Regions from separate parts of the Homo sapiens genome. Here region 1 is linked to region 2. Evidence: chromatin contacts called from ENCODE Hi-C data. All regions are on one chromosome and are shown on one strand. Each heading gives the region's core, a stretch centred on a gene start or an enhancer-like site at or near the end of the contact. The rest is flanking DNA. Distances are from core to core; before and after follow the strand shown.

Region 1 (2,700 bases), core at 85-2,584, 860 kb before region 2:
GTGTTGGGATTACAGGCGTGAGCCACCGTGCCCAGCCATTCAGGGCCATTTGATGAAGAAATTGGCTGTGGACCATAGATTTTTTTAAAAAGTCCTTCTACCATGTTAGAAATATTGGTTGGGGGTGGTGGCGGGGGGGTGTAGGCATTCAATTAAGCAATAAGCCAGTGATCTTTGGGGAGGACCATATATTCCTGTAAAACTCGCGGCTGAGCTGTACCCAACACAGGGTTAACGAAGTGCATCAGAGCTTTGTAGTAATTCCACTCTATCCGTGGAAGAGCCAGGGGATTTGTGTTTCCGTGTCTGTCTTGCATGGGAGCATAGTGGAAGCAACAGAAAATCTGGGGGCAAAAGCACCTGGCTTTGATCTCAGCCCAGGACCAGGTCCAGGACCACGGCCAGGCTTGTGACTGACTGGACTTCAGTAGGAACCACACTGGGGGTTAACAGATGACACAAAAGCAGGTGTTCGTTCTGTGCGGGAGACGCGCTAGGGGAGAAGAAAAGGCACACACACAGTACCTTTAAGGGTAAGCAAGCTTTATCCCACGTAAATGGCAATGCAGATATTATAATAAGCAAATTAATATAATAAGCAGATTGATATAATAAGCAAATTGCAATGGGAAGAGGAGAAGGAAAAAGACATATATATATATATATTTACACTCACCAGACTATGGAGGATTCACCTCCAGACTGGGAAGCAACGACCTGGGCTCCAGAGCCGGCCACTCGTCAGTGCACAGACGAGGAGAGGTCTCATGAAGCTTTTTGGCGTGGTCTGGGACCCTAGATCTTTTTGTAACATGTTGTCTAGCATGAGGCCCAGTCACGAGGGCCCTTTGCGACTGGGCTCAAGGAACACAAAAAGGTCAACTTGTTTTTGCGATTGTTGTTTTTCAATAACTGACGTATAGGAGTAGACTGAAATAGAGATTTCTCCGAAACAGCGCTGGATGAACGCCTCAAGGGGCTCCCACAACCTGTTTAGGGACTTGGTGACCATTGTTTGTGTCCATGTCAGTTGAAATTTAAATATTTAGTTCTTCCTCCTCAGTGTTCAAGTCAACTTTTATGGGCATCTTATTTTACACAAATGTTAACACAGACAACAGCCACGACTCTGGTCCACGGAAACGTTCTATCGCCGCCCAGCCTTTACGCAAACGTACACAGCTCGAAAAGCTAGGCCGACCGTCCCCGGCAGCGCCACGCCCGCTAACCCCGCCCCCGCCACTGGCTCCTTTCGGTGCGGCCTTGCTATTGGCTCCTTTCTGTGAGCCGTCGGTTGCCGTGGAGACCGAGGCGATGGCAACCAGGAGAAGCCAAACTTGGTCCCCCGGCTCGCGGAGTGCCTGCGAGCGGTGCTCATGGCGCTCTATGAGCTCTTCTCTCACCCGGTCGAGCGCAGTTACCGCGCGGGGCTCTGCTCCAAAGCCGCGCTGTTCCTGCTGCTGGCCGCTGCGCTCACGTACATCCCGCCGCTGCTGGTGGCCTTCCGGAGCCACGGTGAGCCTGCCCCGGCCGCTGTGCCACGAGGCTCCCCGGGCGCGCTCGGCCAGGGCCGGCCTCCCTAACCGCCTCCCTACCGCCCTCTTTAACTCAGGGTTTTGGCTGAAGCGGAGCAGCTACGAGGAGCAGCCGACCGTGCGCTTCCAACACCAGGTGCTGCTCGTGGCCCTGCTCGGACCCGAAAGCGACGGGTTCCTCGCCTGGAGCACGTTCCCCGCCTTCAACCGGCTGCAAGGGGATCGCCTGCGCGTCCCGCTCGTTTCGGTGCGTGGTTCCCGCCTGGGCCTGGGGCAGAGTCGGGGATAGGGTGGGGATGGGGACTGGAATGAGGATGTGGGGCGAGCGGCCCCGGCCCTGGGGAGCCCAGCTTTGATCCTAAGGACTCGCGAACCCGCAAAGGTGGCGTTTCATCTCCTAGGACCTAGGGAATCGATCTTCTGTTTCATTCTGCTTCTCCCAGATGTCCCCGGCCCCCAGAAAGTTAGCCATGCTGTCAGCGTGTGCGCCCTGACACAGAGTCCAGAAGTGTGGGGGCAGCCTGTGTCTGCCCGGGTCACACCCGCGGGCCTGGCCTGATGGAGGGTGTTTGTGAAAGTCCATTTAGGAGCCTGGAAGGCCGCGCGCTGTTAATGTAGATAACCCCATTCTGTCGCGGCGTTTCTGCATCACACCACTATAGGAACGGAAAGGGCAGCATTTTTATGCAGACCTGACCCCTGGAAACCAAGGCGCTGATTGGTTAAGCGGCCTTCCCAGAACGCGCTGTGGCCGAGTCACGCCTCCCTGGGTTTGTCCCATTGGAGACTGCGCCATCCTGAAGCTGTCGGGATGAAATGGAAGCATGTTACTGTCTGTAATTTATTTATTTATTTTTAAATTTTTTCACCAGTAGAGCGCTGAGAGGAATCTGTAATTTAGTATTTGCTTTGAGATAAGCGAATGCTTCCTTTGTAGTCACTCCTTTTCACTCATTTTCTGAAAACGTTTTCCTTTAGAAGTATGAAACTTCTGGTTTTCCTTCTTTCAAATTCGAATCTCTTCAGACATATCTAAGATGATTGCCCTACAAGCCAACCTTGTATAGCTGAGGAGAAAAGAAAATCAGACTTGTTCCCAGCAACTAAATAAAATTGTTTTTAAAAATCCGATTGGTCGTATAAATAACTGCAAAAAAAATAGTAA
Region 2 (2,700 bases), core at 182-2,681:
AGCAGATCAGTATACCCATCCTGCAGCTGCTATGAGTGTTGACAGCTAAACACTCACACAGCTTCCCCCTCGTCCAGAAGAATTGCCCTGGGCAGAAAGGAGGCTGCCTCTTGTTCCAGACCTTCACATTCCAGACCTCCCCATGGAGCCTCCACTGACTACATACTTGTTTCACTTTTTCTTCCTCTGCCCTATCATACCCACCACTCTCCTAAGAGTCTTCCTTCAATAAATCACAGGCACCTGTGTTACTTGTTGAAGGTGTCCAGGTTCTTGGCATCTTGAACAAAGAAATGGGCAAAATGCACAAAGCAAGGAAAGAATGAGGCAACAAAAGCAGAGATGTATTGAAAACAAAGGTACACTCCACAGGGTGGGAGCCAGCGTGAGCATAGGGGCTCAAGAACTCCGTTACAGAATTTTCTGGGATTTAAATACCCTCTAGAGGCTCCCATTGGTTAATTGGTGTACACCCTATGTAAATGAAGAAGATGAAGTGAAGTTGCTCAGTCACTTACTCAGTGAACGCCATATGTAAATGAAGAAAATATTTCCTGTCATAGCTGAAATGTGTCCATTTTATTTAGTTCTAAGAAGTCAGCGTGAATCAGCTTTATGTTCCCTGCCTGCAGACCCTATTCTCCTGCCTCACCTCAATCTCTTCACCTAAGACAGGAAGAAAACTGATGATGCAGGAGACGAAGAACAATAGCAAGGCGAAGAAATGAATCTCCAAGGCCGGCTTCAAGCGATTCTCCCCTCTCAGGCTCCCGAGTAGCTGGGATTACAGGCATGCACCACCACGCCTGGCTAATTTTTGTATTTTTAGTAGAGACAGGGTTTCCCCATGTTGGCCAGGATGGTCTTGAACTCCTGACCTCAGGTGATCTGGCCACCTCCGCCTCCCAAAGTGCTGGAATTACAGGCATGAGCCACCACACCCAGCTCCCAGTTCTGTTCTTTTAGAGGCAAATAGTCTGTTGAGTAAATGCATAACACTACTTAGACTTTCTAGCTGAAGATGTAGTTAATCTTAAGAAAACCTGACTCACACTGTAACAGGATGTTCTGCAATGACCTTAGAAGAGGAAGTGACTTTTTTCCCACTTTGGTGTCTCTTCCCTCGTACCCTCCCCACCCCGCCAATATTATCCAGCACAGAGAAGCAAACACCAGAAGCTTCTCTCCAACTTTCAGTTTTTCTCTAAACTTCCAGTCCTTCTCATACTGTGTCCTGGTTATAATAGTTGCTGGGACCTTATTCTATTCTGAATCCCCAGCCCCTAAAGAAGGCTTGGTACTGACGTGTACAGCGTAGTTACCCAGTGACTTTGGGGAAGGCAGGAAGAGTGTGGAAAGGACAGGAGGAAGGAAGGGAGGGGCCGTGGCTCCGAGCTGCCTAGAAAGCGGCTCCAGGGAGCCAGGGCACCGTGAGCCTGGTGGTTGGCAGCTGGAGCCACGTCGGAGGGGGAAGTGTCGCAGCATTCTCTGCAGGCATCACAGACCTGAGGCAGTGGCCTCCGGAGGGCACTGGACAGAAACAGCCATCCAAGTGGCTGAGTGGAGGGACCCTGCTCAAGTGCAGCTGCAGTGGCCGGGGTTTCCCTCAGGTAGGGATCGGGGCGCCTTGTCGCCGCCAGCCACGTGTGGCGTCCGGTACAGTCAGCAGAGTGCAGGGTGCGGGCACCAGGAAAGGGGGCGCAGGGGAACTCCCGCGGGCCTCGCGTTTGCAAACTTCTCGCCTGGGCAGGAGGCGGTCGTGGGAAAGAAGGTGGAAGAGCGAGCTTTTTGGAACTGTGCACGGGACAGATTGGACGCACACCCCTCGGGAGGCGCGAAGGTGAGCATGGGGTCTTCCCAGGAGGCGGCGGGGCCGAGGGGCTGCAGCCGAATTCCTGGACGGTGATGGGAAGAACCAGGGGTGAGGGTGGCCCGGTCCGAGTTCCTGGAACTCAGGACCGAGTTGGTTTCATTTCCTCAGCTCTGATGGTGGAGCTGCCTGCTCGGATCTCGCACTACCTTCCGCCAAAGCGAGACGCCCAGTAGCAGTGGGGGTCGTGGAGGGCAGGGGCACGGGAACAAGTTACCTGATGTCTTCTCAGAAAAAGGAAGTCTTCAGGTTTGCAGGCTGAAGGCGTGAGAGAGAGACAGAGTGAGAGAGAGAGAAGAGGGAAATGCCTGATAACCTTTACTTATTTTATTTTATTTTTATTTTTTATTTTTTGGAGGGAAGAGGTGAATTTGCATTGTTATTACCATTTAAAGATTTTTCACTTTTAAAATTAGTAACCTGTTTTCTCATCGTAACATATGAACATAATCCCCTTTTTCTTTTTATTTATTTATTTTGAGAGATGGAGTCTTCCTCTGTTGCCCAGGCTGGAGCGCAGTGGCACAATCATAGCTCACTGCAGCCTCCGAACTCATGGGCTCAAGTGATCCTCCAACCAGATCCTCCCAAGTAGCTAGGACTACAAGGTGCACATCACCACACCCAATTAAATTTTTTTTGTATTTTTTGGTAGAGCCAGGGTCTCGCTTTGTCACCCAGGCTGGTCTCAAACTCCTGGGCTCAGGTGATCCTCCTACCTCACCCTCCCAAAGTGCTGGGATTACAGGTGTGAGCCACTGCAGCTGGCCTGAACATATTCTTAGCTGTTTGTTTTACATATTATAAATAGCACTGCAGTGAACATCTCG

What was found. Hi-C counts contacts between places; a loop is a spot of excess contacts on that map. Pooled maps may share reads with other maps.
Region 1: a loop to region 2 is called in a pooled map, with 5 times the contacts of the local background. The contact joins the promoter of TMEM231 here to the promoter of MLKL in region 2. A Hi-C loop is called at or near these places in 9 of 50 pooled maps.

The regions. Positions count from the first base shown.
Region 1 is chr16:75,554,886-75,557,585 of GRCh38, reverse strand. TMEM231 (transmembrane protein 231) reads left to right here and starts at 1,334. Exons shown (of 7, transcript NM_001077418.3): 1 at 1,334-1,515; 2 at 1,613-1,782. The coding sequence starts at 1,377. RefSeq lists enhancers at 904-1,013, 1,044-1,123 and silencers at 1,164-1,273, 1,564-1,643.
Region 2 is chr16:74,699,593-74,702,292 of GRCh38, reverse strand. MLKL (mixed lineage kinase domain like pseudokinase) reads left to right here and starts at 1,431. Exons shown (of 11, transcript NM_152649.4): 1 at 1,431-1,840. RefSeq lists an enhancer at 1,528-1,977.